Regions from separate parts of the Homo sapiens genome. Here region 1 is linked to region 2. A link is a loop called in an ENCODE intact Hi-C map of the cell type or tissue named here. Cell type or tissue: dorsolateral prefrontal cortex. All regions are shown on one strand. Each heading gives the region's core, and the rest is flanking DNA. Links, peaks and the distances in the headings are about the cores only. Region 1 overlaps CUX1 (cut like homeobox 1). Region 2 overlaps CUX1 (cut like homeobox 1).

What was found. Peaks named below come from ENCODE experiments on the same cell type or tissue, not always from the same donor. Only the 100,000 strongest peaks of a DNase experiment are listed, where the experiment ranks them.
Region 1: a loop joins it to region 2, with 6 times the contacts of the local background. A loop is called at or near these places in 1 of 110 quality-filtered maps.

The regions. Positions count from the first base shown.
Region 1 is chr7:101,963,891-101,979,230 of GRCh38, forward strand. All of the region lies in intron 2 of CUX1 (cut like homeobox 1), which reads left to right. Among named protein-coding and RNA genes, the nearest start is that of CUX1, 150 kb to the left of the region's middle. RefSeq lists an enhancer at 14,703-15,340. In dorsolateral prefrontal cortex, for the core only: no CTCF peak of the experiment used is centred there; no DNase peak of the experiment used is centred there.
Region 2 is chr7:101,904,875-101,919,281 of GRCh38, forward strand. It overlaps CUX1 (cut like homeobox 1), which reads left to right. Exons shown (of 24, transcript NM_181552.4): 2 at 11,241-11,351. Among named protein-coding and RNA genes, the nearest start is that of CUX1, 94 kb to the left of the region's middle. In dorsolateral prefrontal cortex, for the core only: no CTCF peak of the experiment used is centred there; a DNase peak (open chromatin) is centred at 10,317; H3K4me3 peaks cover 661 bases; H3K27ac peaks cover 1,575 bases.

The DNA.
Region 1 (15,340 bases), core at 3,705-11,704, 56 kb after region 2:
ATCCTCCCACCTCACCTTCCCAAAGTGTTGGGATTACAGGCATGAGCCACTGTGCCTGGGCAAGCCAATATTTTAACAGGCCCTTTACCTATGTAATTTCACTTCAACTTCTCGGCAACCCTGTGAGGTCGGGAGATCGGGTGTTCTTGTCAAAGGCACATCAAGAAATGACAAGGCGGTACCGGGCACAGTGGCTTATGCCTGTAATCCCAGTGCTTTGGGAGGCCGAGGCAGGTGGATCACCTGAGGTTAGGAGTTCGAGACCAGCCTTGCCAACATGGTGAAACCACGTCTCTACTAAAAAATACAAAAATTAGCCTGGCGCAGTGGTGAGCACCTGTAGTCCCAGCTTCTCAGGAGGCTGAGGCAGGAGAATTGCTTGAACCTGGGGGGCGGAGGTTGCAGTGAGCTGAGATCATGACAGTGCACTCCAGCCTGGGCAACAGAGCGAGACTCCATCTCAAAAAAAAGGTGAAAGAAATGACTGAGCAGGAATTTGGGCCCAGGTTTCGTCACCAAATTTTGTATGTTTTAGCTATCATTATTGCTGTCCTTGTTATTGATGTTATCGGCCCTGAGGGTATAATGATGAGCAGAATATATCCCGATTCTAAGAAGTCAAGAGGAAAGGAAGCTAGCTTTGCTTTATTTCAAGTTTCTCATTCTTTTTTGCCGTCATTCTTTTTTGATCACAAAATGCCCACCTGTGCTCTAGAAACCACGCCTCCATTGGACAGGCTTTGGGAGTACTGGCTCCAGTGATTTGGGTGGTTTTGCACTGATTTCTCATCCAGCAAGCAAACCTCAACACCTTCAGACTGTCCCCAGCAACCAGAATATTATCGTTTCAGAGTTTCGAGGGACCATAGCTGTCAGCCTGTCTGTCCACCCTGCCTGGCGCTGGCCTTAATTGGAGGATGGTTGCATTTGGACCAGAGCAGAGGCAGATATCTCATTCCTCCAATGAAATACGAGGGCTTGTGCAACAGGCTTCTTATCTCATCTCCACCTGATCCCAGGAGCCTGATTCCTTTCCAGGGAGCAGCAGATGAGACTTTTCTCTTTCCAACACCAGTGTGTGTGAGCGAGTGAATGAGTAGGGTTTAATGGTGATTAAAGGCGTGGTCTTCATTTTGACACCTTTTGTTCTATAACAAGCCTGACAACCATGAACCTACTTCTTGCCAGACAGAAAAGTCATTCCCGTGCCTTGCCCCTGAGCCTCCTCGGAAATGGCAGAGCTGCACATGAGGAATTATGCTTCCTCGAACAGCAACATATGAGTCGTGCCTCTTCCCTAACACCGCTTTGCAGTTTGTGACTATAATCTAATGAATCCAGCTGACGTTGATCAGGTCCTTGGTGTGGGCGAGGCACTGTGCGGCGGGGAGGGGGCTTCCTTCCTTTGTTCCTCCCTAGTGCAAAGCAGTGGGTATCACAGACGAAACTCACAAGCCACAAAGAGGTTCCCAGGTCGAGCTGGCCTTTGTGCCCATGACGTCTCCCTCCCAGACCTGTTCTCCTTCCACCATCCTTGGTTCCCAGTCAGGGCATGGTGGTGGGGGAAGGGCAGGGTCAGCAGGGCATATGGCCTGGCCCTGTCCTGCAGTGGGGTTGACTGCGGTACTGCTCCAGAAAAATGGACTTTGTTGCCAGCGTTAAAAAATGATGACTTGGCCAGGCGCGGTGGCTCACGCCTGTAATCCCAGCACTTTGGGAGGCCGAGGTGGGCGGATCACGAGGTCAGGAGATCGAGACCATCCTGGCTAACACAGTGAAACCCTGTCTCTACTAAAAATACAAAAAAAATTAGCGGGGCGTGGTGGCAGGCGCCTGTAGTCCCAGCTACTCGGGAGGCTGAGGCAGGAGAATGGCGTGAACCCGGGAGGCAGAGCTTGCAGTGAGCCGAGATCGCACCACTGCAGTCCAGCCTGGGCAACAGTGTGTGACTCCATCTCAAAAAAAAAAAAAAAAAAAAAAAAAAGATGACTTGGAGATTGAAAGAGGTTGAAGAGATAGCTAAAGGCAATGTGTGGACCTCATTTAGATTACAGTTGGAAACAAGCCAGCAGAAAACGTGTTTCTGAAACAACTGGAGAAATTAGAACAGTGGGTTTCTGGATATTTTATGATATTGAGGCGTTATTGCTATTATTTGTGAAGTGATAATAGTGTTTGTTTTGTTTTGTTTTGGGACAGGGTCTCACTCTGTTGCCCAGGCTGGAGTGCAGTGGCACCATCAGGGCTCACTGCAGCCTCAACCTCCCCGGGCTCAGCTGATCCTCTTGCCCCAACCTCCCAAGTAGCTGGGACTACAGGTGCGCGTCACCATGCCTGGCTAATTTTTGTATTTTTTGTAGAGGTGGTGTTTCAGCATGTCACCCAGGCCCCGGATTATAGTGTTTTGACTGTCTTTTTTTTTTTTTTTTAAAGGATCCTTATCTTTTAGAGAATTCACACTGAGATATTTCTGGATCAAATGACTTGATATCTGAGATTTGCAACAATTAATACAGTAAATGAAACAAGCCTGGCCGAGAGTTGATACTCATTGAAAGCGCATGATGGGCACATGGGGACTGGTGTTACTGTTTGCTTGATGTGGGCTTGTCTTTGAGATTTTCGTAGTAAGGTGGTATTTTGCACAAAACCCCAGCTCTGATTTTTCTGGGAAAGTGGGAAGGCCTGGTGATTGCAGGCTGCTGGAGCTTTAGATGGGTGGGAATGTCCTAGGTGGCGGATGTCCCATGGTCATGTGGAGGGAAGGATAGAAAGAGCATGGCAGGGGGCCAGGTGCCCCGACAGGTGAGGGCCACCTGCAGGGAACATCAGAGGTGTGTGCTTCTTGAGGGTCGTTACCCACGGTCTGTATCTCCCTATATTCACCAAAATACACGTGGGACTTCCCTTCTGATCAGGTGCACAGCCTAGGGGATCCTCTGGGCCGAGCGGACCTGCCAGGGAAGCTCTCAAGTGGTCTGGATAGAACAAGCAGGGGGCTTCTGCAACAAGCCGGCCTAGCTCCAGGACACCCCCATCCAAGAGGGATTTGACAGATCCATCCCAGCCCCATAACTTGGTTCCTTTGCAGAGGGATCATTTGGAATTTTTTTATTTTATTTTATTTTATTTTATTTTGGTGAGATGGAGTCTCACTCTGTTGCCCAGGCTGGAGTTTAGTGGCGCAATCTCGGCTTACTGCAACCTCCACCTCCCGGGTTTGAATGATTCTCTTGCCTCAGCCTCCTGAGTAGCTGGGATTACAGGTGCCCTCCACTTATGCCCAGGTAATTTTTGTATTTTTAGTAGAGATGGGGTTTCACCATGTTGGCCAGGCTGGTCTTGAACTCCTGACCTCAGGCTATCCACCCGCCTCAGCCTCCCAAAGTGCTGGGATTACAGGCGTGAGCCACCGCGCCCGGCCAGAAATCTTTTTCCATTTGCCACACTTGTGACTTAGCCAAGTGTCTTTTTCAAAGACTAATAAAGCCTTCACAGCTTCCGAAACACCGCGCTAGATCTGGTAGCCGCGGACAATTTGGATTCCTTCTCCAGTGGGAAAGATTCAAAACTGCAGGTTTCAGAAGCCTTTAAAAGCTTCTTGTCTGTGTGATGTTCATTGAATGCAAATTCTTTCGCAAATAATGGCCTGCAACTGCTTTAAAGAAATAAACTCATCTTGCTGAGCCCGGGCATGTATGCGTCAATGGTGAAAAACTGCAAACACACATTCTGTTAGCAGAATCGTTTAATTAAACCACATTCTTGAAATGGTCTGCACTATAGGAAGGGATGTTGTGTGCACCACACTTTCTAAAAAGATATGTAAAAGGTCCCCAGAAACATATAATCAGAATTTATCCTAGACAAGTAATTTCCTCTCCCCATGTCTGTGTCCTCATCTGTAAAATGAGGTAGTGGGGCCAGGACGTCTGTAAGGTCCTTGTAGTGATGCTGTTCACAGGTGCTGTTACTTGGGGGAATCATAATGCTCTAGGGTTTTTGGTTTGGGGATTTTTCTTTGTTTTTTTGAGACAGGGTCTCCCTGTGTTGCCCGGGCTGGAATGCAGTAGTGTGATCGTAGCTGCCTGCAGCCTCAACCTCCTGGGTTCAAGCAGCTCCCCCTGCCTCAGCCTCCCAAGTAGCTGGGACTATAGGTACACACCACCACAACTGGATATTTGTTAAAATTTTTGTACAGAGGAGGTCTCCCTGCATTGCCCAGGCTGGTCTCCAATTCCGAGGCTCAAGTGATATTCCCACCTTGGCCTCCCAAAATGCCAGGATTACAGGCATGAACCACTGCACCTGGTACTAGGGTTGTATCGTTTGTCTTTTAAAAAATCTTCACATAAAAGTTAATTGTGGGGTGGGAGGGAGTTCCTATATCAAAAGTATGTTGAAATACAAGAGTCAAGAGGTTGAGTCTGGGGTCCAGGTGGGTCCCCTGGACAACCCTCTGCAGACTTGCTGCTGCTTTTGTTAAAGTGTCTGGGAGTCCCAAGCCACATGGGGTAGGGGCATCAGAAGAGTCTAGAATTATTATTTTTGAGACGTGGTCTCGCCCTGTTGCCCAGGCTGGAGTGCAGTGGCGCGATCTTGGCTCACCGCAGCCTCCGTCTCCCAGGTTCAAGTGATTCTCCTGCCTTAGCCTCCTGAGTAGCTGGGGTTACAGGCGCGTACCACCGTGCCTGGCTAATTTTTGTATTTTTAGTAGAGACAGAATTTTCCCACGTTGGCCAGGCTGGTCTCAAACTCCTGGCCTCAAGTGATCCACCTATTTTGGCCTCCCAAAGTGCTGGGATTATAGGCATGAGCCACCATGCCCGGCCTGAAGAGCCTAGAATTCTTCAGCCTTCTCCAGGATATCCCTGCTGCCTGGGTGGGAGACAGGGGAGAGTTGGTAGGGAGAGGACTGTGCTGTGGAGGTATGACTCTGCAAGGTGACCCCGGCTCAGCAGCTGATCAGCTCTGTGGCCTTGGGCAGGACACGGGGCTCCCTGAACTCCTCTCTCCACATTGGTAAAGGGTCTGGTCAGGCCAGCTGTGGGCTAGTGGTGAGAGTAACAGAGATACTGATCTGTTACTGGAAACGCCATGAGCTGATTGCTGTCATTAACCTCCCTGTACTGAGAGTTAAACAAACAGGCACCTAGGATGGGTGCAGTGGCTCACACTTGTAACCCCAGCACTTTGGGAGGCCAAAGCAGGAGGATCACTTGAGGCCAGGAGTTTGAGACCAGCCTGGGCAACATGGTGAAACCTCATCTCTACAAAAAAAAAAAATGCAAAAAATTAGCTGAGCGTGGTGGCGCACACCTGTACTTTCAGCTACCCAGGAGGCTGAGGTGGGAGGATTGCTTGAGCCTGGGAGTTCCAGGATGCATTGAGCCAAGATCGTGCCACTGCACTCCATCCTGGGTGACAGAGCAAGACCCTGTCTCAAAAAACAAACAAACAAAAAACAGCAAAAAAAAAAAAAAAAAAAAAAAAGCAGGCACCCAGATTTTCCTGTACTGTAAAGAGAAAAACCTTGAATTTGGATTAGGAAGGTCTGACCCTGTCACAAACAAAAGTGACCAAATCATACATTTTGAAATTCACCTCCTTTGACAAAGCCAGGATCCTCATGAAAGAGAAGATTCTGATGTGAAGTCAGCCCTGCACTTTCAGCCTTTCCAGCGTGCAGGTTGATAGAATCCCACACTTTTTAGCGGTCGAAGGGAACTTAAGATGTAGCAGTTATTTCAGAGTTGTGAAGCAGAGACCAAAATAGTTTGAAGCTGAATTTTAAGCCTCTTTTGGCCAGATCAAAGAAACCCAAACTCCTAAAAATACCAAATTAGCTTTTTAAGCATAGTTTCTATCTTTAGTTGAAAATGTGTGCAGTGTATACTTCTGGAACCTGCTTAAATGTATCCATTGAAATGAAGATGTACCTTGAAAAAAGAGGCGCCTGATCTGCAGTAATAATTAAGTAACTTTCTCTGCCCTTGACTCTTGCCCCAACGCGTATCAGGATTCCACGGTCCCCTTTCTCCTTCCTTTTTCAATTCTGAAACCATCCTTGTCTTCTTGCCGGAGTTAGCACCAAAAAAAAAAAAAAAAAAAAAAAAAAGTTACTCTTGTAGTTTACATGTCATAAATGAAAATGGATATTCCCTCCCAGGGCATAATCTGAAATATTTGTATTTGGGTTTCAAATGTGTGATAAGATGCTCTCTGTGGCAGATCGGCCTTTCTAATTGCTGTGCTTGTTAAAATTCAAATTAGGCTTTATTCTCTTAGCAAACGTTGACTGACAGTTGCAGAGAGTGGCCCAGAATGGCACTGAGTGATGGGTGGCCAGGAAGCCTGCGGTAGGAAATTCACAACAGACCTTTCATAGAGAAACGGCTGGCCTTGACTTTGAGTCCTTCCATCCCAGGTGCTTTAGAGACAGAGCCGCCTGACCCTTCCTTAGCTTGGCCCGGGGGTGCGTTGGAGGGGGCTGTTCCCACCTGCAGTTCCTAAAGGACAAACTGTCTGATACAGGCTTCATGTGGGGCTGGCCAAACCCCACCGAGGTTTGCACACACCCCAGGATTGCAGAACCTGAGCTCGAGGAGTGGGACATGACCTCCCCACGCCTCTGCTGAGTATCCCAGACCTTCCCATGTCTTTCTTTTCTTTCTTTCTTTTTTGAAAAGGAGTCCCATTCAGTCGCCCAGGCTGGAGTGCAGTGGTACGATCTTGGCTCACTGCAACCTTGGCCTCCCAGGTTCAGGCATTGCTCCTGCCTCAGCCCCTCGAGTAGCTGGGATTACAGGCGCGTACGACCATACCCGGCTGATTTTTGTCTTTTTAGTAGAGACAGGGTTTTACCATTTGGGGCAGGCTGGCCTTGAACTCCTGACCTCAGCTGACCCACCTGCCTCAGCCTCCCAAAGTGCTAGGATTACAGGCGTGAGCCCCTGCACCCGGCTGAACCTTCCCATTTCTAATCAGAACTGACCCTGGGATCAACTGACCTCCTTGGAGTGTAGAGGCATCCTGGTTGTCTGGGGACTTTGGGTGGGATCTCTGCCAGTTTTGCCTGCAGCAGAAGGAAAGGGAAGTGACTTATCTTAGGCACCTGCTTTGAACAAGGCACTGAGCTGAGCACGTTCACATGTATCTACTAATTTAATCCTGACAACAGTCCTGAAAAAGATACTTTCCCCATTTTCCATCTGGGGAGACTGAGGCTCAGAGAGGTCACTGGCCTGCCCAGTATGGCGCTGCCAGCAAGGGTTGAGCTCATATTGAGTCTGGGTCGGTGTGACCCTACAGCCATGCCCTTGACACTATGCCATTCCTGCCCTCCTGGCTGGTTGTGTTCTGCTCACTTCCAAGAATGATTTCCAATGGCTTGCAAAGTTACAGTTAGCACAGTATGACAAGCAAGGCATGAGACTGGGAGTGAGTGGGAACGAAGAGGAAAGAAAGTGAGAGGAGGCTGGGCATGGTGGCTCACACCTGTAATCCCAGCACTTTGGGAGACCAAGGCAGGAGGATCACTGGAGCCCAGGAGTTCAAGGTCAGCCTGGGCAACATAGGGAGACCCAATCTCTATTGTAAAAATAAATTGTAAATAAAGTGAGAGGAAAAGGCAGTTAGAACCAGAATTAGACAACTATCCAAAGTTCCCCAGGCCCTGTGTACTTTGTAAAGATGAGATACAGACTTGATTGTGAGCTTCCCAGCAACCAATGCAAAAAGGGCAACCAGATAAGTCATGTGACTTACGCTGTCCACAAGCTCAAAACAAAGCATGTGTTGAGGGAAAGCACAGCTCCTCTGGTGTTGGCAAAAAAAATTCTCCCTAAAGATCCTCGTAAAAAGAAGTCACTTGGTTTCATTGCCGGTTACAAGTTGCTGGCAACCAAGTGCCACTGGCAGGTATCTTACAGCTTAATAGAAGCAGCATTACATTGGTCTAAAAGAAGACAAGAGAATTACAGGCCCATTTTTAGGAGTGGATACACCTCTTTCTATAGGTAGAGGAACTTCTGTCTGGATTTGTGAGTTGGGTGATTTCAGATACTGATTTATTTTTATTTATTTATTTATTTTGAGACAGAGTCTCGCTCTTTCGCCCAGGTGGGACTGCAGTGGCGCTATCTTGGCTCACTGCAAGCTCCGCCTCCCGGGTTCACGCCATTCTCCTGCCTCAGCCTCCCAAGACGCTGGGACTACAGGCGCCTGCCACCACGCCCAGCTAATTTTTTGTATTTTTAGTAGAGACGGGGTTTCACCGTGTTAGCCAGGATGGTCTCGATCTCCTGACATCGTGATCCGCCTGCCTCCGCCTCCCAAAGTGCTGGGATTACAGGCGTGAGCCACCGTGCCCGGGCCAGATCAACTGATGTTTTGAGTTCAGATACAGAGTAAATGTAGCTTGTAAAGTACTGGTCATTAGAACCAGAGAATGAACTCTGTCCCTCTTTTAAATCTGGTTGGTTTAGTCTTTTTAGACACATACCGTTCGGGGACAAAGAGATCGATCAGAATTTTCTTGCCTCCTCGGACGGCATCTGACCTGGCTAGGTTGCGGGGATCTGTTGGAGAGAGAAGCGTGTCATGGATCCCGCATCGAAAACAGCCTTGAAGAGGGCCAGGAGCACGGAGGACCTGGGGAGGGCCCTGACCACTGGACACATCTGCCCTTTGCTCCTCCTTTTTGTCTCTGCTGGTGGCCCTTTCTGCTGTATTCACGCGCCCTCACCACCTCCTGTGTATTCGTGTGCTGGAGTTCAGCCGCCAAGGTGGAGAGAGACTCCCTGTCGGGGAAGGACTCCGGCCCCAATGCCTCCTCCTCCAGGCCAGGCCGCCATGGTGGGTGGGAAGAGAGGCCACTCCTAGAGAAAGAGACACTGTCAGTAGGTGTCAGGAGGTGTCCCGGGAGCTCGCCGCGTGGTAACCAACAGACACAGCCCTTCTTGGCATTCAAAGTTGCACCCTGATGCCTGTGAGGGAGTCGTGACTTTCTGTTACCACTGACCCAGGGCAGAGTTTTAAACAGTGACCTTAAGGCGAAAAGCTCCAGATCTCGTTACTGACCAGTGCAGCCAGCCACTGCCTTCCTTCCTTTTTGATTCTAAAAATGACACTCGGGTTTTAGAGGGTTGCTTTTCAGGCAGCCGAAATCCCCGCATGCACCTTCTCGTACATTTCAGGAGAGAAGAATCAAGTCCATCCACGGTATCCTTGCCCAGGTACCGGTATCCATCAGAGCGTGATTGGGGTTTCAGCAGAGCCAGGCCTGCTTTTCCTGGCAGAGGCTGGGCCCCTTTAGATTTTTCTTGTAGATTTTGCTTGAGCCTCCCAGCCCTTCCTTGCTCAGCACCTGTGACCCACTGGGTCACAGTGACCCACATCCCATGGCTCTGACCGCAGCTGGACTCATCTCACACTCACGTTCATCACGGCTCCCAGAAGGCACGTGTTTTTAATGAGAGGCTCATTTCCACCACTGCCCCCCAGCCCTCCGCAGCAAGCCAGTGCAACGCCAGGACAGTCTGCTGACAGGGGAATTGGAGACTGGAGGGAGCAAGTTTTACCTTTTTGGTTTGACCATTTAAATTGAAGTCATGCATACAGGGAAAGTTATGCATATAGAAAAATGTACACTTCATACTGCGTGCATTCAATTAATTTGCGCCAAATGAATGCACCCGTGTCCCCTGCACCCAGATGGAAAATGCCACCAGCACCCTTAATAGCCCCCACCTGGACCCCTGAATTGGAGTGAATTTTGAAAGAAGAGGGAAAGAAAGTGACATGTCCCAATTAGAACATATGGGACAGGCACTTTCTATACTGTCCACCTTGCCCCAGATTCTTTTTCTTTTTCTTTTTCTTTTTTTTTTTTTTTTGAGACGGAGTCTCACACTGTCGCCTGGGCTGGAGTGCAGTGTCATGATCTCAGCTCACGGCAACCTCCACCTCCCAGGTTCAAGAGATTCTCCTACCTCAGCCTCCCGAGTAGCTGGGATTACAGGTGTCCGCCACCATGCCTGGCTAATTTTTTGTATTTTTAGTAGAGACGGGGTTTCACTATGTTGGCCAGGCTGGTCTGGAACTCCTGACCTCGTGATCCACTCGCCTCAGCCTCCCAAAGTGTTAGGATTACAGGCGTGAACCACTGCGCCCGGCCCAGATTCTTTTTTTTTTTTTTGAGATAGAATCTGGCTCTGTCACCCAGGCTGGAGTGCGGTGGCACAATCTCACTGCAACGTCCACCTCCCTGGGCTCAAGTAATGCTCTCACCTCAGCCTCCCAAGTATCAAATTCTCATTTTAAAAATTAAGAATCAGACCCAAAAAGAACAAATGACTTGACCATGACTGAGGCCACAGAGCCGAAAATGTCCCCATCCTGGAGTCTTACTGTGGCACACTCTCATCTTAACCACACACTCTAGTTTTATCCTCTCTGTGTCTTTCATAGATTATCAGGAAGCGAAATAACCTGTTAATATTTTCAAAAGTTCTTATGAAATGTGAAGTGCTGTATAATGATTAAGATAGAAAGGAGAAACTAGGAAACGAGAGCTTTTAATCCTAGCTTACAGGAAATTCTAACTAGTAGGAAATCTAATTCAGGCAGCGCTGGGAAACATCACAGGCTATGAGATGAAAGTCAGCTAAATTGGGATCTAATTCTATAATCTAAATATAGATGTAGATATATTACAGGTTGGCCTTTTCAGCTGGAGAGAGTATCATTCACTCCAAAAGTGCCTTTTGTATCACAGAGAAGAGCGCAGCCAGGGGTGATATCAGCTGAGGAAGGGGGCGGGCAGCTTGGCGTGAGGGGCTTTCATTCATTCCTTAGTCATCTCTATTTTCTTAAATTTTATAGTAGGAATTATTTGTGCGTTGTATGTATAATAAACACATGGAAAAGACAAGAGCGAGGAAGGCATCTCAGGAGTGTTTTTGGGAAGGAGGCTGTCATGGCATGTGGGCAGAGGGAGGTCTGGGAATGGGATTTGCTGGGTCAGAAAGATGTCCATGTTCTTTGCCAATTTGGCATCAGAAATGGCCCACACCAGCCAGGTGTGGTGGCTCATACCTCTAATCCCAGCACTTTGGGAGGCCGAGGTGGGTGGATCAACTGAGGTCAGGGGTTCGAGACCAGCCTGGCCAACATGGCAAAACCTCATCGTCCCCACTAAAAATACAAAACTTAGCCGGGCGTGATGGGAGGTGCCTGTAATCTCAGCTGCTCAGGAGGCTGAGGCAGGAGAATCCCTTGAACCCGAGAGATGGAGGTTGCAGTGAGTCGCGATTGTGCCACTGTACTCCAGCCTGGGCAACAGAGCAAGACTCTGTCTCAAAAGGAAAAAAAAAGAGAGAGAGAGAGAGAAAAGAAAAGGCTCACGCCTGTAATCTCAGCACTTTGGGAGGCTAAGGCAGGAGGAGCTTGAGACCAGCCTGGGCAACATAGTGAGACCTCCTTATCTCTACAAAAAATGAATTTTTTTTTTTTTAATCAGCTAGGCATGGTGGCATGTGCTTGTAGTCCCAGCTACTCAGGAAGCTGAGGTGGGAGGATCACTTGAGCCCAGGAGTTCGAGGCTGCAGTGAGCTATGATTGTGTCATGTACTCCAACCTGGGTGACAGAACGAGACCCCGTCTCTAAAAGAAAAAAGAAAATGCCTGTTTCAGTTGTCACTCCTCACCAGTGAGGCATGGGAGTGTTCTCTTCCTCCAAACCTCACTAACCCTGGATAATGGCATTGTGATAAATTTTCCACTGGTCAAAAAATATATATTGCCTTAAACTCAAAACTCGTCCATCAACAGTGAGGTTGGCTGTCTTTCCGTGTGTTTGTTAGCCAGTGGTATCTCCTGTGTAAATTACCTTTTGACATCCTTTGTTTATTTTGGTTGGTCTTTTACCTCGTCGTCATCTTACTCACTTTTAAAGAGCATGAATTAAGGCCGGGCACAGCTGCTCACGCCTGTAACCCCAGCACTTTGGGAGGCCAAGGTGGGTGGATCACCTGAGGTCAGGAGTTCCAGACCAGCCTGGCCAACATGGTGAAACCCCGTCTCTACTAAAATTAGCCAGGCGTTGTGATGGATGCCTGTAATCCCAGCTACTTGGGAGGCTGAGGCAGGGAGAATCACTTGAACCTGGGAGGTGAAGATTGCAGTGAGCCGAGATCACACCACTGCACTCCAACCTGGGCACAGAGAGAGACCCCATCTCTAAAACAAACAAAAAACCACAGTATGAATTAATTATTTCTCTCTTACATGTTGTAGAAATTTTTCCCAAATCTACCATTCATTTTGTAAACATAAACTATATTTCTGTACTCTCTTATAGTAATTGTAGATTTCTAGTGTTTCACTTGGTTTTTGAATCGACAACAGTTTTGTGTGTAGGGTATTGTAGTGTAAGGGATCTGTTTTTTCCCCCAGGCAGATAGCTCATTTTCCCAATGCAATATTCCTTTAAATATTCTGAATAAAAGAAAATTTTAAAAATCATTTTTGAGCGATGGGAAATGTGAACCAAAAATATGCATAAGGAATTTTTGATTGAAAAACCCAGACGGGGGCAGGAGTTTGAAATGAACTTCCCCTAAAAGCCAAAACTTGTAGAGGTGGCAGCCTGAGGGCTTTCCAGAGAGCTGTAATTGACTGTTTCTCCCATCAGCCACTCTCCTCTTTCTCATAACTTTTTTGGGCAGCCATTAAAGATCTGATGACGAGTGTGAATGTGGCAGCATTTTGGCATTTTGGATGGTGGCATAATTGCACATATTGAAAAACTCTAAATTTACATCGGTGGATCCAGTGCGTCTCATTATACTGGAGGTGTGAAAACTCCATGTGCCTCTTTGAACAATTGTCCTGCTCTGTCACAGTTCAGGGGAAACAAAAGTAGCTCCAACTTCCCGAGATTTAAATTTGACTTTATTCCATTTAGTTGATATTGTAACTAGAATTTGAATAGTCTTTTCCCTTTCTGATTTTTTTTTTTTTTTTTTTTTTTTTTTTGGAGATGTAGTTTCGTTCTTGTTACCCAGGCTGGAGTGTCGTGGCATGATTTCAGCTTGCTGCAATCTCCACCTCCCAGGTTCAAGCAGTTCTCCTGCCTCAGCCTCCCAAGTAGCTGGGATTACAGGTGTGTACCACCACACCCGGCTAATTTTTGTATATTTAGTAGAGATGGGGCTTCACCATGTTGGCCAGGCTGGTCTTGAACTCCTGACCTCAGGTGATCCTCCCGCCTCGGCCTCCCAAAGTGCTAGGATTACAGGCGTGAGCCACTGCACCCAGCACCCTTCCTGATTTCCATTTCCGCTTTTATCTCTCCACTCCCGAAGATGTATCAACCCACAAGGAACTTCCTTCCAGCCCTTACTTAAAACATTGCTCTTTTTCCAGCTCCAGATATTCCCTACATTGGCTGCCACTCCTCCTTGTCTCTGTTCAGTCTTGGAAAATTGGTTTGGTCCAAGCTGAAGCTATTCTTTGAAGAAATACCATTATTTTTAAATAAAAGGATTCCCCAGCCTGGACAGTGTAGCAAGACCCCATCTCTACCAAAAAATCAAAACTTTAGCCAGGCATGATGGTGCACACCTGTAGTCCCAGCTATTTGGGAGGGTGATGCAAGAGAATGGTTTGAGCCCAAGAGATCGAGGCTGCAGGTTAGCTATGATCGTGCCACTGTACTCCAGCCTGGGCAACAGAGTGAAACCGTGGCTCAAAATAAATAAATAACATAAAAAGATTCTCCTTTGAGAGAATCGCTTGAACCCAGGAGGCAGAGGCTGCAGTGAGTCGAGATTGCACCACTGCACTCTAGCCTGGGTGACAGAGTGAGACTCTGCTCAAAAAATAATAATAATAAATAAATAAAAAAGATTCCTCCTTCCAGGAGCCAAGAACTAGGAATTTCAAGCTGCAATCTTGCTTTTTAAGCATGGTTATATATGGGGGGTCAGCAGAATGTGTGAAAATTATTGAAAAGTAAAGCATGAGATGTGACTGAGCTCTTGAGAGCAGACCACTTTCCCCTTCTTAAAACGTTTTTTTTTTCCCTGACCCCTGTCTGAGATACAGGCTCTCCTGGTTCGGCCCACCTTGCCCATCACTCTGCTGGGTCCCCACTCGCGCCCTGCACCTGAGGTTAGAGGGCACATAAGTCTCGGGGACCTGCCCTTTGATATCTACAAGACCCTGTCCTCAGGGGATCCCATCGACTCTCGTGGCTTAAAATACCATCCACAGAAGGATGGCGTCTATATTTATATTAACCCAAATATTCAACTGAATATTCAACATCTCTACTTGGAAAGACATCTCCGGCTTCACATGGCTTCAAAAGAGAACTGTTGACCCCTCCCACACACACCGCCTGCACCACCAATCCCAGTCCCCCTGTCACCTCGGGAAATGGCGTCACCACCCAGGGGCTGCTCAGGCTAAAACCTAGGTGTGCCCTGGGGCTCCCCCTCCTCTCCCCCGACATGCCTGGTCCACCAGCAAGCCCGTCCTTCCTCCTGGATACACCTGGGCTCCCAGCTACACGCTGTCACCTTGGCCCAAGCCACTGTCATGGCCACCCCACCACCACTTCCGTTCTTGGCTGCCTTCTGTCCATTCTCTTTCCCCAGCGGCCTCAGTTTTATTTCTAACGAATGCAGTTCAGATCTTTCCGTCTCCCTGCTAGACCCTCTGATGTCTTTCCATCCAACCTTCCACATTCTGTGACCCCACGTCGCCCTCACTGGCTGGGCCACGGCCCCTCTAGCCCCGGTCTTCACCCTTGAACCTGCCTAGCCTCTGTCCTCCTCCTCTGCGCCCCGTGGCTTCTTCCACTTTCTTCCACCTGGCTCACCCGGAATTCCAGCTACTTGTGCTCTTCCTGTCACACATTGCCTGGTGTGTCATTTCCATCTCTGTCTACCTTTCCCTCCTAGAATGCCATTCCCATGAGAGCACTTTCAGGCCACTTCACGGCGTACGTCCAGCCCCAGGCACAGAGCCCGGGGTATCATAGGTGCACAGTAAACATCTGTTGATGGGCTGGCTGGATTCTATGTGGGAAGCATAATGACCAGTGGTCACAAATTACTGGGGCCAGAGGGGCGCTGCCTGGTGTTAACCGCCTGGTGCCTGCCCTACCTTTAAAGCCAAGAGTGTCCATTTAATGAGCAAGAAGCAGAAATCCTGGGCAAGCAGTGCAGATGTAGGCTCTCGGGAACATGTTGACCACTCAGAAAACCTTCCAGGAGGTGAGTACCAGGAGATGGAGGTGCTCTAGACTGTGATGCTGGGAAAGGATTGTGGG
Region 2 (14,407 bases), core at 6,408-14,407:
TGAGAATTAAAGGAACATGGGCACGTAATCTTTATACGAGGTGGAGTCAGATTGAATAGCAAGAGGAAGAGAAACTGACATCCACGCTCATTGCACTGGGCGTTTTATGTGACTTAATCCTCATAGCAGCTCTATGAAGTATGTATCAGAGGGTGTCCCCATTTTACATTAAATCACTTGCCTGGATCACTCAGCTGGGGAGGGTGAGAGCCAGGTGACCTACCCAAGGCTGTGTCTCTGGGTGGGGGGCTCAGAACCTCTCTCCCTCGTTTTGTAGTAGCCAGACATTGTCTCGTATAAACTATGGCAACTGGAAGTGAACCAGGTCTTTTCCTGCCCTCTGATTTTGGTGGAAAATGTGACCTACCCAGGAAAAGCACTATGATTTTAGGAGTTTAGGTGCACAAAGCTGTTTTCCAAGCATGCTCATTCTTCTCCCAATTTGGGACTCATTGCTGCCTCTCTGCCCTCATCTGTGGGGCCAAGGGAGCTGGAGCGACAGCCACAGCAGACCGCTCTGCATCCCTGTATGCGTTGTGGGAAACAGCAGAGGAGGTGGCGTTGCGCCCATCTTACAGACTCCAGATTCTGTTCACCCGACAGGCAGTGGGAATCCGTGTTCACGCTGGTCCCTTGGATCAGAAATTCAGTACCCTTCCCTCCACACCATGCTGTAGACACCTCTTTCCTCTCCTAGACCCGGAACATCCTCTCTTCTTCAGGGTACTGGGGACCAAGATCCACCCTCGTGGTGAGAAAACCACACCATAAATAAACACAGCCACCATACGCCGTGAGATCTGGCCAAGAGGTTTCCTTCTGTTCATTCGGCCCTAATCTCCAAGATGGGAAGGCATTGCCAGCTGCCCTGTGTAGAGATTCCTGAACACGCAGTGTTTCTTATTAACCCGCCAGATAACCAGAAAATCAGTCTTTGGGCAAGCGCTTGCTTCTCCACGTGCCCAGTATTTTCTTTCTTTCTTTTTATTTTTTTAATGAGACAGGGTCTTGCTCTGTCGCCCAGGCTGGGCTCGAACTTCTGGCCTGAAGTGATCCTCCCACCTCAGCCTCCCAAATAGCTGGGACTACAGGTGTGCGCCACCATGCCCAGCTAACTTTTTTTTTTTTTTCTGGAGAGACAGGGTGTTACTATGTGGCCCAAGCTGGTCTCAAAGTACTGGGCTCAAGTGATCCCCCCACCTCGGCCTTCCAAAGTGTTGGGATTACAGGTGTGAGCCACTGTGGCCAGCTATTCTTTAATTTACTAGCGCTGACTACATGCCTGTGATGTCCCCAGGACCCTGCAAAGTTCTGGGAAATTCATAGTGAGCAAAACACAGTCCTTGCTGGAGTTCACAGCCCATGGGGAGACGGCACCAACCCTGTGCCCAGACTAGGGGAGCTGCCACGCAGCCACTCACTGAGCTGGGCACACAGGTTCCCATCTCTTATGAGGTGAGGCAGGAGGAGCAGGGAGGGAGCTGGGGAAGTGGCATCAGAACATTTTTTGGAAGAGAGAAAGGAAAGGTTTCCAAGCAGAAGGAACAGCCTGTGGCGAGGTCCGAGGGGAAAGGAGGGGACCCTGTTCTCTGGGGACACTAGGGGAACGTCAGCATGCCAGGTCAGGGTTCTGGGGAGCCCTGGGTGGTCTTATCGATGGCCCCCAGGAAGCCACAGAAGGCATTTGAGCAGGGAACGCCAAGCTCACGGCGGGCTTTGGCAGGGCGCGCCCCGTGTCCTGGAGGACTGTGTCCTGGTCATCTTTCTAGGCCCCCACTGCATGCCCTTGAGGACTAGGAAGGGTGCCTCCTTCTCTGCATCAGGCTGACTCCTAGCAGCTGCCGTATCTCCAGCTTTCCTGCTTTCAACTATGCTTTTTGTCTCCTTTTCCTCATTGCGAGCCTAGGCCTGTATGGGGTGGTGGAGTGGGTGGGAGCTCACTGCTTAGGTGGGTGGGCAGTGTGGGTGGTGGTGGTTCCATGGGTCTCTCCCTCCCACTGTCCCATCTTTGCCACTCATCTGCTGCCCCCCACTCCCGGACCCCTTTTGGAGGTCAGTCTCACTCTGTGGAAACCCTGGCTTCCTGGTTCGAGATGCCCCCTCTGGCCCACGTGTCTGACATCACGTACCAGAACACTGTGGCCATCATTCAGGATTTTTTATGACACAGTAGTGAATCAAAGCCTGTCAGTGGGAAAGTGATGGGGAAGGATTAAGTGTCTGAGAACATTTGGGAAATATGAGGTTAGACCTGGTTCTCAAACTTATGAAATAAGTGAAAACATGAACGTTCACTTTGGGAATTCTGCAAGATTCTCCTTTAAATGGAGTCCATGAAGAGAACAAAATGAATTTTCTGCAGCGTTACGCAGGAGCACTTTTCTGGAAATGAGGTTTCCTAGGACTTTGTCAGCCCTTCAAAGCCTAGGTCTCCTTACTAGAGGGGAAGAAATGAGATTTTATTTATTTTTATTTTTATTTTTTATTTTTTGAGACCAGAGTCTCACTCTGTTTCCCAGGCTGGAGTGCAATGGCACAATCTCGGCTCATTGCAACCTCCGCCCCCAGGGTTCAAGCGATTCTCATGTCTCAGCCTCCCGAATAGCTGGGATTACAGGTGTACGTCACCACACCCGGCTAATTTTTGTATTTTTAGTAGAGACAGGGTTTCACCATGTTGGCCTGGCTGGTTTCGAACTTCTGACCTCAGGTGATCCACCTGCTCCAGCCTCCCAAAGTTCTGGGATTACAGGTGTGAGTCACCCACTGGCCACAAACTTATGAAATAAGCAAAAACATGAACTTTAACTTTAGGAATCTACAAGGTTCTCCTTTAAATGGAGCCCACGAAGAGAACAAATGAACTTTCTGCAAATGAGATGTCCTAAGACCTTGTCAGCCCTTCAAAGCCTAGGTCTCATTACTGGAGGGGAAAAAATAAGATTTTAAAATATCAATGTTTAGCCAGACTCAGTGGCTTACCCCTGTAACCCCAGCACTTTGAGGAGGCTGAGGTGGGAGGATCGCCTGAGCCCAGGAATTCGAGACCAGCCAGGACAACATAGCAAGACTTCCATCTATTAAAGAAAAAAAAAACCATCGTTTACTTTTAGGAGTAGGCATTACATTTACGTGCTTAAAATACCAAAGGTACCCAAGTGTAGATATGAAAGACTTTCCCACCCCCAAGTGAGTGCCCAGCCCCTTAATTTCCCTCCCTGGTATGGATACTACCAGTATCTTATGTTTGTAGAACCTTCTACAGAACCTTGTGTAGGTAGAAGCAGATTCTATGCATCTATGTGTATCTGTGTATTTGCAGTGACTAGATTGATTGCTGTTGATGGACATATTCTGGGGAGGTGTTTTTACACTTCCATTACTGAGCACAGGCTCACAGGATGGCACTTTCCCGCATGCACCACCATGCCTGGCTGATTTTTGTATTTTTAGTAGAGACAGGGTTTCGCCATATTGGCCAGGCTGGTCTGGAACTCCTGACCTCAGGTGATTTGCTCGCCTCGGCCTCCCAAAGTGCTGGGATTACGGGCGTGAACCACTGCGCCCAGCCTGTTTTTTGTTTGTTTGTTTGTTTGTTTGTTTGTTTGTTTTTGAATAGAGACAGAGTTTCACTGTGTTGGCCAGGCTGGTTTTGAACTCCTGACCTCAGGTGATCCACCCACCTCAGCCTTCCAAAGTGCTGGGATTACAGGTGTGAGCCACCATGCCTGGCCTCAATTTCTCCCTTTTCTAAGCCCCCCACCTCTGTTTTTGTCCCATGGTCTGGTCCTGTCGGCCTTGTTGCACCTGGCAGTCAGGGTTGACTTATGATTTACTTGAACCATCCCTGGAGCCCCTGGCCTGGTGGGGGATGCTGGTGGCAGAATGAATTCGGGTCTGAGGTCAAGCATGTGTCTGTGAGAGTACACAAAATGAACTGTGATGTAGCGTTTACTGTGCCACAAACTTGAAATGCATCATCTTGATTATGTCCAGAGAAAGGAAGTCATTTGACCACAGCCACACAGGTTACAATGGGGATGCGGCCTGGAGTCCAGGTGTGAGCTACCACACCCAGCCCACATACACTTTAAAGATGAGCAAATCCAGGCTGTAATCCCAGCACTTAGGGAGGCTGAGGTGGGAGGATCACTTGAGGCCAGGAGTCCAGTCAGGTTTGGGAGGCCGAGACAAGAGGATCGCTTGAGCCCAGGAGTCCAGTTTAGGTTTGGTAGGCTGAGGCGGGAGGATCGCTTGAGGCCAGGAGTCCAGTTCAGGTTTGGGAGGCCGAGGCGGGAGGATCTCTTGAGGCCAGGAGTCCAGTTCAGGTTTGGGAGGCCGAGGCGGGAGGATCTCTTGAGGCCAGGAGTCCAGTTCAGGTTTGGGAGGCCGAGGCGGGAGGATCTCTTGAGGCCAGGAGTCCAGTTCAGGTTTGGGAGGCCGAGGTGGGAAAATTGCTTGAGGCCAGGACTCCAGTTTAGACACCACTGTTTGAAGCGTCTTGGGATGTTTTCAGTAGGGGACTTGGAGAAGTGATGGAAAGAGGCTGGTGGGTGGGGCTTAGGCCCACCACCCCTTTCTAGCCAGAGAACCCTCCATTCATCGAAATGATTCTGTTGTTGGAAATGAAACAAAAAATAAAATGGTCTTAGGACCTTCCTGTGCAGGAACCATGGCCGACCTTTCCCTTTTTGTACAAGTGATCTATTTTTTTCACTAGCAAAACCATTTAAGATTTCTATATAGGATGTGCTGTTTGATTAGTTTGACAGATAATCCCCCAAGAAACATCAGATGAACTCACTCTTTGGATTAAAGTTTGAGATAATAAAACAAGAATACTTGTGTTGCTGATGTGGCCAGCCCAAGTATGTTTTTCCCACCAGCCCAGAGGTTCTGGGGGCAGGAGGCATCCTTTGCAGGCCTAGAAGGACCCACCCTGTGGGAGCCTGGCCCTGTGCATCTGCAGAGAGCACTTGCTGGAAATCTCAGTGGGAAATGGTGGGGATGCCTCCCATACCCCCACTTTAAAACAAACAACTGACAATTACACTTTTTTTTTTGAGACAGAGTCTCGCTCTGCTGCCCAGGCTGAAGTGCGGTGGCACCATCTCAGCTCACTGCAACCTCCGCCTCCCGAGTTCAAGCGATTCTCCTGCCTCAGCCTCTCAAGTAGCTGGGATTACAGATGCACACCACCATGCCCAGCTAATTTTTTGTATTTTTAGTAGAGATGGGGTTTCACCATGATGGCCAAGCTGGTTTCGAACTCCTGACAATTATACTTTTTGAGACAGGGTCTCCCTCTGTCACCCAGGCTGGAGCACAGTGGCTTGATTATGACTCACTGCAGCCTTGACCTCCTGGGCTCAAACGATCCTCCCGCCTTAGCCCCCCAAGTAGCTGGAACCACAGGCACCCACCACCGTGTCCAGCTAATTTTTGTATTTTTTGTAGAGATGGGGTTTTGCCATGTTGGCAGGCTGGTCTCAAACTCCTGGGCTCAAGCGATCTGCCTGCCTAGACCTCCCAAAGTGCTAGAATTACAGGCATCATCCACTGTTCCCGGCCCACATACACTTTAAAGGTGAACAAATCCAAGCCAGGCATGGTGGCTTATGCCTGTAATTCCGCACTTTGGCAGGCCAAGGCGGGCAGATCGCTTGAGGCCAGGAGTTCAAGACTAGTCTGGCCAACAAGGCGAAACCCCCTCTCTACTAAAAACATAAAAATTAGCTGGGCATAGTGGCTCATGCCTGTAATCCCAGCTTCTCAGGAGGCTGGGTCTTGAACCCTGGAGGTGAAGGTTAACCAGTGAGCCGAGATCACACCAGCGCACCCCAGCCTGGGCGACCGAGCAAGACTGTCTCAAAAAAAAAAAAAAAAGATGGGCAAATCCAAATGGATCTCTGGTGTTATTTAAATACTTATTTGGGAAAAAAATTTTCCCACTATTTCTGTTAAGCAGACAGCTGGTTACATGGTAGTTTTTTAATTTTGTTTTTAATAACATCTGAAATGCCTGGCAGAAAGTCTGGAGTTGGGGGCAGAGAGAAACTTAAAATGTTAGGAGCTTTGCCCTTTGAGGAGCTGTCAGAATTGGAGAAAAAACATCCCAGAAATTGTAATCAGTGAGGAAAACAGGATTCCAGCTATCCACAGCACCCCAGCTGTACACCAGCGTCACGGGATGAGGGATGCCTGTGTGCACGTAGGCCTTGGTTTCTGAGCTGAGACAGCAGCAGCCAGGCCGACTTGGTGATAGGCTTGGCCTGCCCCTGCAGTGGACTGCCTGGGCCTGGGCCTGGGCCTTGGCCTTGGTCTCAGCCCTGTGGTGGATGATCTGAGCCTTGGCTTTGGCCCTCCAGTGGATGGCCTGAGCCTTGGCCTTGGCCTTGGTCCTGCCGTGGATGACCTGAGCCTTGGTCTTGGCCTTGGTCCTGCGGTGGACGACCTGAGCCCTGGCCTTGGCCTTGGCCCTCCAGTGGATGACCTGAACCTTGGCCTTGGCCTTGGCCTTGGCCCTGCCGTGGATGACCTGAGCCTTGGTCTTGGCCTTGGTCCTGCAGTAGACAACCTGAGCCTTGGCAATTGGCCTTGGCCCTCCAGTGGATGACCTGAGCCGTGGCCTTGGCCTTGGTTCTGCTGTGGACGACCTGAGCCTTGGCCTTGACCTTGGCCCTCCAGTGGATGACCTGAGCCTTGGCGTTGACCTTGGCCCGCCAGTGGATGACCTGAGCCTTGGCGTTGACCTTGGCCCGCCAGTGGATGACCTGAGCCTTGGCCTTGACCTCTGAAGCTCTTCTGTGCAAGGGTGGGGCTCCTGTTGGTGACACCCACTTGCTGAGTCTACACCTGGGAAGCTCTTGGTCAGCTCGGCCCATTGACTTGAGAGAGGAATAGTTGCCGTCCAGCGAGTGCTGGGGGTGTAAGGTGGACCGGGCCACACGGCTGCCAAGGGGCCGGCTGGGTGGGACTGAAACCTGACCCATGTGGGTCCTCATTGCCTCCTGACATCAGTCATCCTGTGATCTCTTAGAAAGATAAAAACACATTTTCTGCGTTCTGGTGCCTCTCCTTGCCAGACATTTTCTCAGTAAAGTTTCTGTCTCAGCCTCGTTGGAAGTGCCAGGTTCTGAGCCCATCAGTTTGCTGCTAGCCTGCCAGCTTCCCATGACCTGGGACCTGGGACCAGGGGCCCGCAGGTGTTTCTAGCTGGAGAGGAGTTCTAGATAGTTCTGAGCGGATACCCTCCTCTGTCTTCCTCGGGAGAGTTCTGGCTTGGTTTGGTGGTGTTTTCTGTGACCAGCAGTGGCCACCGCCACCACCAACCCCTCTTCCCCCTCCCCTCTTCCTCCCCCTCCCCCCTCCCTCCTCCTCCTCTATCTCCATACGCCCTGAGACTGGCCAGTGGGCAGCATATTGTGCAAGAAACAGCTGTTGTTTTGACAAAGGACATAACTCGCCTCACTTCTTGCATCACCAGACCCACGAGGCTCTGGATTCCAGGCCTCTGCCCCTGCAGGTGGACACACAGACCGTAACGCAGAGGCTCACGTGTCCCACACTATGCATTACCATTTGTGTACGCACTCGTTCACATTTAGCAGGATTGTAAAAATTAATAGTTAGTGCAGTTCTTCCAGCTAGATAATGCATCCAAATGGCAAGACAGTCCAAAGATACACACTATGGAGTAAGTCCCTCTCCCCACCGGCCCCTCTGGAGAGAGCCAGGCACGGTCACAAGTTTCTTCTGTATCCCTCTGGAGATAATCACAGCCTATGCGAGCATATGGATGGATATTCTTTTAAACATTGTGTTGCGGTTTGCTTTTTGGCTTGGATGTATCTGATGATTATCATATCCCTTACAATACACCGTGTTTTTTTACATTACAGGAAAATCTGTGAGGGGCTAAACCGACAGGGTATTGCTGGGCATGGAGGAGGTTGGGTCCAGGTTTTTTGCTCTTTGTGACTTTTTAATGCCTTTCAGATGTGACGACTCTCCATACGCCTTCTCACACGTGACCCGTGACTCATGGGCCGAGGCCTCTGCATTTGGGACCCCCACCTCCACCTCCCCAAGATGCATTTCATTCCCTTGTTAATGTGTCATTGTAGTTGACGCTTTGAGGATAGGCAGGCTTGGTAGATAATAAAACAGTATTTGGCTTATGTTTAATCGCTGTCTCCTCCCACAGCCCGAGAACGCCTTAGCGTCCTTCAGAAAGGATTTGGTGGTACTGGTTTTTATGTGTGTGTGTGTTGTTTTTTAAAAAAATTTTCTCCAAGGGACCTGGTCAAAGATTTCAAGCCTTAAATCTGATCAACCCAATCTGGGGCGGCGGCAGCTCAGTCTCTCCTCCTCGCTGTGCCAATCTGTTTCTGTGGTGGCGGGTGGCGGCTCGGTGTTAAATTTGGAGACCCCCGTGGGTTTCCCATGCCGACCTGCATATGTCTGCGGGCACGGGGAAGGGAGGGCCGCAGACCCCCGTTGAGTCCCCGACTGCCAGCAGCAAGTTGCCGCAGGCGCACTGGCTCTGCAGCCCCGGGATCAAGGTGGGTTCACCTTGCACCGGGCCACCTGTTTCAGTTTCCTCCTCCACCAGGCAGGCTCTCTGACAGATCAGCCCAGGGAGGGGCAGGTGGGGACCGAGGGGGACGGAGGGGGCCCACAGACCCCCGGCTCATCTGGCATCTTCCCCAGCGTTTCCCACACTTGACCCACTAGATGAGAAGTTGGGGGTCGGGGCTGGGACCCCACCTTCATACCTCCAGCGCCTGCCAACTCAAAGACATCGGTAGATGCCCACCGATTGGGTAACCGCCCCCAGCACCCCCACCCTGCTAGGCTTCCATGCAGTGGGGGAAGTAGGGACCCCCGGCCAAAAGCAGTCATGTTCTTTTTGTTTTTCTCCTAAGTTTTCTGCGTCTGTGTGCGATTGGAACGAAACATCAACTCTTTTTTTTTCTTTTTTGTCATATTTCAATATTGGCTTTCTTCCCCGCCTTCTTTCGAAGGCTCCTTTTATAACTTCGGCTGCTGCTGCTTAAATATAGATGTCAAAGCCCTCCTCCCTCCAGATTGTTTATATTTTTGAAGAGCCTTCTGCTTCGCTGTGACTGCTCCTCTCTTATCTGTATCCCCCGTTCCACCACATTGGTTTCGGTTGCTCTTTTTTTTTTTTCCCTGCCTTCCCTTAACTGGGATGTGTTTCAAATGTGGTCTATCAAAATGTTCAGTGTTTCCCTTTTTTCTGCAATAGCTTTGACATCTGTTCTTGAATTCTAGCCCACGTTATTCCTTAGGACTTGTTTGCCCAAGATGTGCCTGAATGCCAGAAATACTAAGGGGAGAAGAGTGTGGTGTGGTGGTATCTTCCCCTCATTGCCTGGTTTGTTGTTTTATTGTCGTTGTTGTTTTTTTTTCTTTCCTCCCCTGCTTTTTAAAGTGTCTACGATTCCTTCCTTCTTCCTTCCTTCCTTCCTTCCCTCCCTCCCTCCCTCCCTCCCTCTTTCCCTCCCTCCCTCCCTCTTTCCCTCCCTCCCTCCGTCCTTCCCTCCCTCCGTCCTTCCCTCCTTCCTTCCTTCCTTCCCTTCTTCCTTCCTTCCTTCCTTTCTTCTTTCTTTCTTTTTTCCCTTGGGACACCTCACTCATGCCCAGGCTGGAGTGCAGTGGCGTGATCTCGGCTCACTGCAACCTCTGCCTCCCCGGTTCAAGCGATTCTCTTGCCTCAGCCTCCTGAGTAGCTGGGATTACAGGAGCCCACCACCATGCCTGGCTAATTTTTGTATTTTTAGTACAGACAGGGTTTCTCCATGTTGGCCAGGCTGGTCTCAAACTCCTGACCTCGGGTGATCCACCCACCTCGGCCTCCCAAAGTGCTGGGATTACAGGCGTGAGCCACCTCGCCCGGCCTGTCCATGATTTGTAAGTTGACAGCATGATTTCATCCCATCCGGCATGGCCCACCCCGTAGTAGTACCAAGGAAGCATTTCCCAGCAAGAACTTGTAACGTGTAGGTTTGCTGGTTAACTTCCGCCAAGGAGGAAAGCCTGTGGGACTTGGTGAGCTGGGTGGTGGGGGGTGGAGAAGGAGAGGCTCTAGTGTGCTTCTTGGAGGCGTGGGGATAAATCTTCAGCTTTGATTTTTCTCGCCGTTCAGCTCTGCTTGGACTCAGGGTGATGGTCCCAACCGTGAGAAGCCAGCTAGAGCAGCCACCTTGGATCCCAGCAGAACGGGCCGCTGTGTGTCTTTAGTTGCCAAAGCGACTCGGCAGGAAAACAGGCCTTTTGGTGGCGACAGCAGTGTGTCCTTGGGCGCCTGCTGTCAGCCTGGAACACCATTCTGGGGCCATCTGCTGCAGGCTTGTTGGAAACAGATCCTCTTGGCAGCTCTTCCCAGAATTTCTGAGGCCAGGGCACAGGTTCTCTGGCGCGTTGATTATCGGTTTGTTGCGGGGAGCAGAGCCCAGAGTCCTCAGCCCCCTAGCGGGTCCCTCATGGGGAACCCACTCCTGGTGGTCCTCAGCGTTCCCGCGCAAGTAATGTGATTTGAGAATAACTGCCAATGGTGCCTCATTTCTGAAAAGTGGTTGGAAATAATTATTCTTGGAATTTACCTTTTAAAGGTCCCTCTTGAAAACTAATCATAGGTTAATGGTCTCGAACATGATGCTTGGCCTAGAGTGAGCTCACCATAAACATTTGTTGAATGAATACAAACCAAGTATTACTCTCAGAGATCCCAGGCCCACAGCATTGAAGGACGGCCACACGGAATGCCCCGAGGAGGGGATAGATCAGCAGAAGGACTAGAGCTCAGGAGAGTGGCTGGCTGGAAGGAACCCTTGGGAAGAAGAGGCGTGGAGCAACTTGGGGAGGCGGGTGCTTTGGGCATTAGCCTGATAGTTGTGGCTGGAGCAAGAAAGATGTTTCTGTGTATTCTGTTATGGGAACAGAGTCATTTATGGCGTGCACATTGAGGCACGACCCATGATGTTGAACGAGCTTGGTTTTCTCAACCACTTCACATGGGACGGACGTGGGATGGGGGGATAATGTTCATTTCTCTGCCTTCCCGCCACCCTCCAGCCCCTCCTCTGCCAATGAGTTGATGTTCCTTAGAGCCACTGGGGTCTCTCCCCCAGTGTTCTGGTCAAATGCAAATAGGACCCTCCTCTAGTACACAGTGCAATTACAATCTCACTTTTCCTTTCCTGTTTCCCCAACAGAGAGAACTCGATGCCACCGCAACGGTATTGGCGAACCGGCAGGATGAAAGTGAGCAGTCCAGAAAGCGGCTTATCGAACAGAGCCGGGAGTTCAAGAAGAACACTCCAGAGGTGAGGCGCGTGACCATCGTGTTCGCTTTGAAGGGATCTTAGAATGCTGGTGCATGTTCAGGCGACGCTCCGTGAGCGTTTCATTTTCATCAGATGAACGCACGGCCGGCAAACAACCCGTTTCTTTCCCCAGATGTCTTCAGCCCCATTTCCAGCAGAACGCATGCCATCCTGCAGGCTGTGGGGATGTGGAAATTGATAGGTTGTCTGGAAATATGAAAGTCAGAGCCAATTCCAGGTGCAGATACTGGACAAGCTTGGTCTGTAAGAACACGTGGGCAGGTGTGTGGGTGTCTCAGACCCTCGAGCTCATCCCAGACCCTGTCCCATGTCAGTTAGCAAGCCACCAAAGTCCATAAGGGATCCTGTGGGGTGGAAGGTCCGCGGGGCCTGCTTCCCTGTTGCTGGTGCAGGCGGAGTGTCTGAAGGCTGCACGCATCTGGGCATAGCAGTGCGCCTAACGCTTCTTGTAAAACAGACATTTCGCCTGCTAGGCCTTTTAAATGCCTCTCTGTTTCTTGAAATATGCCGTAAAGGGCAATGGAAATGTGCTTTTTATATACTCCTGTTTTTTCTCTCGTGAGTGTGCAATCGGGGGACAGTGTTGAGTTGCTGGGGTGGCGTTTTTCTGCTCGTTTCCTGGCCCCTTCTTCCTTCCCTTCAACCCTATCAGGGGCTTACTAAGAAAAAAAAAAAAACATCCAAGCGTGTTGCAGGCAGATGAGCAGTCGCGGGAATGGCTTTCCGGGTGACATCTGCCAGTTTGGTCCCCATGGCGCTCATCCCGCGGGCTCGGACCCCAGCCTCTCTTACATCTTCCCCTTGTATGGGAAGGGGTCGCAGCAGCCCACAGCTTCGGCCCGGCTTCCGGGCTTGGGGAATCTTCTCCGTATCGTAGCTCTTGGCTCCTCCATATAAGACATAGGAACATGCCTGGAGGCAAAGCTCCTTTCTAGGAGAGATGCCCCTCTCTTACTTACATAATATTGCTGGGAAATTATATGTGAATTGCATTTTTAAAAGCGGACTCATTTAAAATGTTTCAAAAGAGGCTTGCTAGTCAAGGGACTGCTGGCATGAATCATTATGGAAAACAAATTAATAACCTTCTGTCTTCAGAATAAATATTTTAGGAGAAAGCTTGGTAGCAGAGTAGAAAGAAGGCAGCCTTTGGCCACAGAGCCAGCTAAGGGTTCAAATCTCACACCCGCTGCTTGCCTCGGCTGCCCCTAAATGTGGGTACTCCATGTTTCACGAGACCAAAAATGCAGGTGGGAGTCACTGGTGCTTGGGGGTTTCTGCCTTCTCTGCCAGTGTTGGGGAGTGGGGGGCCCTATTCTCCATGTCAGCCTTGCCATGAGTAAAAACAGGAGGAAAAAAAGAGCTGGGGACAGAACGTCCTTCTTCTGTTGCCTCCAGCGGCTTCAGAGCAGACTTTCCTGGAACTCCGGTTTCCTGAGCGCTTGTCCTTGACTCAGTTTCCCCAGCCCAAGCCCCGCCACATCCATCGTGCTAGCTCCTCTTAGTGCCGTTCCTGTAGCTAGTGGTCACCCACCGTTCTGTATTGTCACTGCCCTTTCCTCGGTGACCATATGTCTGAGGGTTTCCATAGAAAATCTTAGAGGTTTGGCTGGGCGCAGTGGCTCACGCCTATAATTTCAACACTTTGGAAGGCTGAGGCAAGCAATCACTTGAGGTCAGGAGTTCAAGACCAGCCTGGGCAACATAACAAGACTCATCTCTGTTATAAAAGGTAAAAAGAAAAAAGAAAACGTTTTGTGGTTAAAAACAAACAAAGAAACAAAAAAACCCAGAAAATCTTAGAGGGGCAAGGCCATCCTTCAGAGGCCACGGACAATAAATACACGAGTGTATTCAGCCAGAGAATGAGGTTCCTAAGAGGCCTGGCTTCCTGGGTGTTCCTCAGAAGTCCCCAACTCCTAGTGACAGTGGAGGAGGAGCGTGTCCCCCTTCGGTCACCCTGTCCGTTCCTTATGCTCTGCTGATAAATGCCGCTTGTACTGCACTGAGCCCTATCCCTCCATCGTGCCTTGTGTCGAATTCCACATTAGTTACTCAAAGACACCTGGCCTTAAACTTGGCGTTTTTATCTCCTTCTGATCCCAATAAATGGAAGAGGCTTGGGGAGGCGGCAGCCTGGTAGGTACCTGCCACTTGGGGCATTTCTTCTCAGGACACATTTTTAGACTCTGTCTTCATGGAGAAAGGGGCTAGAACCCACCAGGAAGGGGAGGCAGATGATGGAAGGTCACCACCTGCTTGGCCCTGACCCCGCCACTGCCAGTGGGTGGAGGGTGGTGCCCACTTCCTCATCTTTGGCTGTAGTAACGAGGGTCTCACTGCAGCATGCGGTCCTGGGGAGGTGGGGAGAGGGGAGCTGGCTGCAGGCTCCTGCCCCGCCAGCCCTATGCACTTTCTCATCCAAGGACCAACCTGGAAATCTGTGGGGCGCCCACGCGGAAAGTCCAAGACGAGACCCACTTCACTTGTGCCAGCAGCCAGAGCTTCCTGCTGGTAACTTTTTTTTTATTTTTTGAGACAGAGTCTTGCCCTCAGGTTGGAGGACCACCCAATCGCTCAGGTTGGAGTGCAGTGTCACAATCTCGGCTCACTGCAACCTCCGCCTCCTGGGTTCAAGTGATTCTCCTGCTTCAGCCTCCCAAGTAGCTGGGATTACAGGCACATGCCACCACCACACCCAGCTAATTTTTGTATTTTTAGTAGATTTCACTATGTTGGCCAGGCTGGTCTCGAACTCCTGACCTCAGGTGATCCGCCCACCTCGGCCTCCCAAAGTGCTGGGATTACAGGCATGAGCCACCGCGCCCAGCCCTCCTGCTGGAAATGTTGAAACCACATAAGACCAGAACAGTGGTGGGAGTCGGGGGCTGTGGCCGGAGTGTGCTGGGTGTGCAGGAGGCGGAGTTCCCTGCTGTTCCCTGTGACAGCAGGTGTGTGTGTGTGGGGGGGGAGCTGTGACAGTACGTGTGTGTGTAGATAGCACATGTGTGGAGCCTCAGCTCAGTGCCTGGCCT